2 separate regions of the Mus musculus genome follow, and region 2 is linked to region 1. A link is a contact called in ENCODE Hi-C or POLR2A ChIA-PET data. All regions are on one chromosome and are shown on one strand. Each heading gives the region's core, a stretch centred on a gene start or an enhancer-like site at or near the end of the contact. The rest is flanking DNA. Distances are from core to core; before and after follow the strand shown. Region 1 holds the start of Sertad1 (SERTA domain containing 1). Region 2 overlaps Pld3 (phospholipase D family, member 3).

Region 1 (3,174 bases), core at 608-3,107:
TGGCTCAGTGGGTGAGAGCACCCGACTGCTCTTCCGAAGGTCCAGAGTTCAAATCCCAGCAACCACATGAAGATTTATCTTACTTTGTATACATAGGTGTTTTACCTACATGTCTGCCTATGTACCACATATGTGCCTGGAACCCACAAAAGCCAGAATAGGGCATCTGGAATTATATTGTTGGGACTCCTATGTAGGTGCTAGGAATCAAACCCATGTCTTCTGGAAGACCAGACAGTAGTCTTAACAGTTTAACCACCTCTCCAGCTTCACAGACTAGCTCTTTGTTGATTGACTGTTTGTTTGTTTGTTTCTCCACACATGGTTTCTCTGTAGCCCTGGAGACAGAACTCAGCTTGTCACTTAGCAGCACCAGTGTCTTTACCCACTGAGCCACCTCCTCAGCCCAGCATTCTACTGTTTGGATTTGTGTTTGTGCTTGTTTGGCTGTTTATGTAGTACGTGTATCGAGTGACTGAGAAAGTCAGAATAGGGTGTTGGATCTTCTAAAACTACAGTTATAGGCAGTCATGAGCTGCCATGTGGGTGCTGAACTGAACCTGAACCAGGAGCCGAGCCTGGTCCTCTGCAAGAGCAACAAGTACTCTTAGCCACTGAGCCACCTCTCCAGCCCTTAATGTTCTACTCTTAGTAAATCATCAGGCTATTTTACTTTATTTTATTTTTCAGTGCTGTAACCAAGTGCAGGTGTTTAACATGCTGAAATGTGAGGCAAGCACTCTTTCACTAAACTGTACCTTTCCAAACATATTTTAAGAATAGCTGAAGGCCAGGTGTGGAGCGCAGGCCTTTAACCCCAGCTCTCAGGAGGCAGAGGTTAGTGAATCTCTGAGTTAGAGGCCGCCTGGTCTATAGATTGAGTTACAGGACAATCATGGCTGTTGCCCAGAAAAACCCTGTCTCAAAATAAACGAAAACCCAAAACCAAGACAAAGAGACAAACAAAAACATACACAAAAACTAAACTAAAACCCAACTAACCAAACAACCAAAAAAAAAAAAAAAAAGAATATTAGGTGTGGCATAAGTCTCTGGTTCCAGTCACTGACAGGCTGAGGAGGGTTGGTTGCTCTGTTTCCCAGGCTAACTTGGGCAAGTTAGTGAAACTGTCGCAAAAAAAAAAAAAAAAAAAAAAAAAAGTTCGTCGGTTTTTTTTGCTAGTTTGTTTTGTTTTGTTTTGTTTTGTTTTAAGACAGGATCTCACTCTGAGGTCCAGGCTGGATTCAAATCCACTAAGTAGTCCGGCTGCAAACTCAAAGCAATCCCCCATACTTTAGTTTTCCCATACTGGGGTTATGGGTGTGAACAACCACGCCCCGCAGGAAATTATTTTCAGGGACTTAAACTGCTGCCCAAAGTCACACAGCTCCTCCGGAACTGATGCCCAGGACGTGACTCTGGTGTCGTTCCGTCCCCCCCTTACTCCCGTCTTTAATCATAGTAGAATCCAGTTGTCTCACTGTATTGAGTCCAGTATCCTAAGCCCTACTGAGAAAACTGTTAATTTTGTAACTCTCAAGAAGTAGGTCCTCTTCCAGAAGTCATACAGTTTTCTAAAATAACACATGAAGTGACAGGCCTGTACTTTTTAAAGTACAAAACCCCTACCTGTCATCGCCCCACAAGGGAAATCGCTACCAGAGCTGTCCCTTCGCTCAGGCAGTCCTCCTGGGCATGCGCTTTAGGGACAACCTCCCCCCTCCTTCTGGAACGGCCCCGCTCAGGCTCCGCCCACCACCACCAACGAGAGCCGATCCCTGAGCTGCAGGGCGGGGCTGCCACGCGAGTGGGCGGGAACTAGGGATAGTCGAGTGTCTGGAGTCGTGCGCCGGAGTCAGAACTGCGCCTACCGTCCCAGGTGTCGGTTGCTGGAGCAGAACAAGCTAGCGATGCTACGGCAGCCGCTTCCTGATTGGCTGCGTGTGGCTCCCTCTTCGTTCTGATTGGCCGCGAGTGATCTGTGTATGTAAATGAAGGGGCCTGGTGGGGAAAGACGGGGGTACGGGGGGCCGGGTTCTTTAGGGTGTTCGATACCTCAGCTAGGTAGATGGTGGCCGGGGCTGACCGGGATCGAGCGCCCAGGGCCTGTATGTGTCGCCCGCCCGGGCCGGGCTGGGTGAATCACGTCGGAGCCCGAGAAGGGGGCGGAGGCGCCGGCTCCCTGGCTCCGGCTGCGTGACTCACCCGCCCCCGCCGCCGCCGCTCCGGGAGGAGCCGCCTCCGCTGCCTTCCGGAAGCGAGGGAAGGCCGGGCTCACTGAGCGGCCCGCGGGGGTCGCGGCTCGCTGTGGCCCGGGAGGGACAGGCGGTACCCTGGGGAATCTAAAGGATCCCGGGGTCACTGGGGCCGGAGTCCCCGGGGGAGCCCAGGTTGGAGTACCGCTAGGGGGCGCCGGGACTCGGGGGGGCGGAGTCGGGGTGGGGGCTGAATTCCTGCGGTTCCCGGCTCCCGGGTCTTCAGCGAAAAGGGCAAAGACTGGATTTTTAGTGTCTTGCTAGGTCTAGGCAGCGTCCCCGGGACTGAGACCCTGCGGCCTTTATGCCCCCGTTAGATTAGGCTAGGGGCTTCAAACTCTAGTCCTCTTGGAAGAAAGTACCGATTTTCAAACTTCTGTCAATGACTTACTCCCGCGGCCCTTCAGGGTTTCCCTTGTCTCTCTCTTTCCTCAATAAGTTCGGGACCCTTACTTCCTTGAGTGACTACTAACAGCTTAGGCTTTAAACCCAAGCGGCCAGCATCCCAGTGAGTACAGCAGTCGGAAGGCAGGCAGTTCAGGCCCACTTCTATCTCCAAACCTACACACACACACACACACACACACACACACACACACACACACACACATGATGCTGCCCCGCCACCGATCTTTCCCCAGGCAGCAGCTACCGGGGATCCTCTAGAGACCTTGCCAACTAACGTCACCATTCATCTTCCTGCCTAGACCCTACCCTCCATGACTCTGTCCTGACACTCTGAAAATCCAAGCCTCCTATTCCTGCCCGCGCCTCCTCCTGCTTGCTCCCCACCCCCACCGGGACTCCTACTGTGTCACACTCTCTGCGCCTGCTCCTAGTGTGTGGTGGCCTTCTTTTTTTTTTTTTTTTTAAACTCCCCAGTTCAGGTTTACCTCTCTCTGTCTTCCTTTGGCTCTTT
Region 2 (2,857 bases), core at 303-2,802, 56 kb after region 1:
AGGGGTTGCTCGTGGTGGCATTGGGAAACTCCAGACCCTCAGGAATGCTCTCCACCAGCACCGCCCTGAAGGTATAGAGGGATATCTGTCAGTCACAGAGGGCCAGAGAGGATAGGTTGAGAAAGAAGAACTCTGCAGGTCTCCAGATGTAGAGAGAAGGTTGGTTGTGTATCTCACTGGTCTGTCTAGAGGTGTGGGAGGTGTGTGTATGTGTGTGTGTGTGCACGCGCGTGTGTGCGTGTGTGTATCCACAGATGTAGATGGGATACAGTGCCCATGTGTTCACAGACCTGTATAAAGGATGATGACGCTGTGGCTGCCATGGAAACCGAAAGGAGGGGGTAGAGTGGGCACGGATGTGGGCACCCACAATCCCCTCGTCACAGCACTGCCTGCAGCAAAGCACCGGGTGCTCTCGCAGGCTTAAGTGTCCCTGGGCTGGCAGGACCCTCCCACGCACAATCCAGCTGCCTTTCACTTACTCGCAGGGGTCATAGCAGGGGGCTGGGCGCTGATTTGGTCCAAATAGATGTAAGTCCCCGTATTCCCATAGAAACAGCTGAGTCATCAGGGCACCGAAGCCCACTACCGCCAGGATCAGGACCAGGAGGACCCAGCGGGCTTTCTGTGGAGTGGGGCAGGAAGCTGTCAGCCTATACAAGGTGGTCCCAACAGTTTGAGATAGTTCAAGTGGAGCAGCGTACTCCTACCTTCTCTGCTGCCTTCCATGCCTCGATTTCATTCAAGGGCAGTTCTCCCGCAGGCTCCTCAACAGGCACCTTCAGCTGTGGGATCAGGGATGATGGCGGAGTGGAATAGAGTGGTTTGGTGGTTTCCTACCCTTCAATACCCCCCCCCCCCCCACTAAGCATCCCATCCTCCTACCTCCTGGTACATCAGTTTGGGCTTCATATTGCCTGGCCGCTGGGGGACTCTGCAGAACGAAGGTGGCTAGGTGGGTGTGTCAGGGACTGGAAACTGGGGAAACAAAAAGCAGGCACTGTGTGGGTGTTCTGGGCTTTTAAGGGGCATCAAAAAAAAAGTGGATATCTTTGGGTTTATGAGATCTACTAAAAGCCTCTTTCTTCTCCCATTATCAAGTGGGCCCTTAGCCCTATGACCATCACCCCAAAAGGAAGAAACTGGTTGCTGGTCAGCTGGGATGTTGAAATCCCTCGAGGTCCAACGCCTCTGCTTTTTTTTTTCACTCCCGTGTTGCCTTTCAAAGCGTCCAGCATGTCCGTCATTAGCACCCACGTTACTCCCTATCAGAACCCCTTTTTGTTGCCTGCTGAGCTCGAATCTAAGTAATTTCACAAAGACAGTCCCGGCTGGGGGCCAGGGGAGCCCCGAATCTCTGTGCCTGGTTTTTCTCAGTCTTGGATGACTCACGGAATGTTCCAGGTGGAGCGTCTGCCCAGTCCCAGGTACCTACCTGACCAGACATCTGAGGCTCATACCCCAGGGCCACCGCAGCCTCCCAATCCTACCCCCCGTCCCGCACCGCAGCCCCCACACCCTAAAACAACACCGGCCTTACTCAGACGTTGGCTGCTACTTCGGTGGGGCTCCAGCTTCTGTCTGAGCAGCTGAGTAGGGGCGGGACCTCCACGGATCACGCCCACTGCAGCGAGGAGTCTGCGCAGTGCGCGCGCGTCGGCTGACTCCCCTCGAACCGGGAAAGGGGTGGTCCTGAGCAACCTGGTTTGGGGTAGAGAGGAGCTCAGCTTCGCCATAGCCACCCCAGTTTCCTCATTTCTCCCCCACCCTCCCAAAAGGGACCGAGAAGTCACAGAGAAAAGGGAATTCTTATCCCTTCTCTGATCTACAAATGTGAATTTTTGTTGTTGTTGGTTTTTCGAGACAGGGTTTCTCTGTATAGCCCTGGCTGTCCTGGAACCAAATGTGAATTTTTATACCACGGACTCTTTAGTGATAAATCCTAAGATTAATCTTGAAGGCGCTTGAAGATAATATAGGGAGATCAAGATTGAATAATGTAACTGAAAGAGAAGGGCAAGCTCAGGAGAAGACAGCCCACGCAATGGGATGGGAGAACAATCGGGGACGGCTGGCCATGGGGGTGGTGGGTTTTCTGGTAGTTTGCTGGGATGACGATATTTCCTTTAAGTCAATTTTTATTTTTAGAGATTAAAATTTAAAAAGGAAAATCCAAGGCTTCTGGATCTCATATTCTATCCAAGCAGGATTTTTTTTTTTTCTTTAAAGTATGCTACTTATTTATTTAGGTCTTATGAGACAGGATCTCCTATAGCCCGGGCTGATGTACTGTACGGATTTAAAGTTAGACAAATAACAGGTGGTCCTTCTCATGACTCTCCCCTTAGCCTATCCGAATCACAGAGGAAGTACAGAGCTTGCATTGCTACTGAGCAGCATAAACAGCCCTTTGCTGCCTTTAGGGATGGCTCTCTTGGTTTGTGTGTGTGTTATCCACCTAGATTGACGGTTTTGCAAAGGCCCTACCAAGGGGGCCACATCCCCAGCCTGCTTTTTTATTATTAACTTTTTTTGGGTGGGTAGTTCCCCAAGGTCTCATACTATGGCCCAGGCTGGCCTTTGAACAATCCTGTCTCAGTCTCCCAAATGCTGTTATTATATAGAGCCCCTCTTCCTGTATAACCAGGGAGACTGAGGCAGGAGGATATCGATGAGGTCCAGGCCAGCCTGGGCTGCACTGAGGCTGTCTCAGAAAAGAAAACCAAAAACCAGGATCCAGCAGGTAAGGACAAGGACGGAGGTTAACTGAGGCTTCTGAAAGGATCTCACAGAAGCAGAAGATAGCAGCCTTAGAGTGGGTGAACTACAGGGTGGGGGAGGGGAGGAGAGACTGGGT

Evidence for each region. A loop is a pair of places that touch in the nucleus more often than their neighbours do. ChIA-PET counts read pairs that join two places held with the same protein, here RNA polymerase II (POLR2A).
Region 2: a loop to region 1 is called in a map of mouse trophoblast stem cell, with 2.3 times the contacts of the local background. The contact joins the enhancer-like site here to the promoter of Sertad1 in region 1. A Hi-C loop is called at or near these places in 1 of 37 maps with a recorded cell type or tissue (mouse trophoblast stem cell). POLR2A ChIA-PET finds 5 or more read pairs at or near these places in 4 of 5 experiments (Patski and embryonic stem cell).

Annotation. Positions count from the first base shown.
Region 1 is chr7:27,485,096-27,488,269 of GRCm38, forward strand. Sertad1 (SERTA domain containing 1) reads left to right here and starts at 1,858. Exons shown (of 2, transcript NM_018820.4): 1 at 1,858-1,983. Gm38972 (a long non-coding RNA gene) reads right to left here and starts at 1,865. Exons shown (of 5, transcript XR_881906.2): 1 at 1,630-1,865.
Region 2 is chr7:27,541,204-27,544,060 of GRCm38, forward strand. Pld3 (phospholipase D family, member 3) reads right to left here. Exons shown (of 14, transcript NM_011116.2): 3 at 1,541-1,701; 4 at 886-978; 5 at 711-785; 6 at 483-625; 7 at 1-65. The coding sequence starts at 912. Among named protein-coding and RNA genes, the nearest start is that of Pld3, 11 kb to the right of the region's middle. Within about 2 kb of position 1,553, at least 1 of the 3 ENCODE cell types and tissues checked has a DNase peak (open chromatin) inside an H3K27ac peak, as active enhancers do.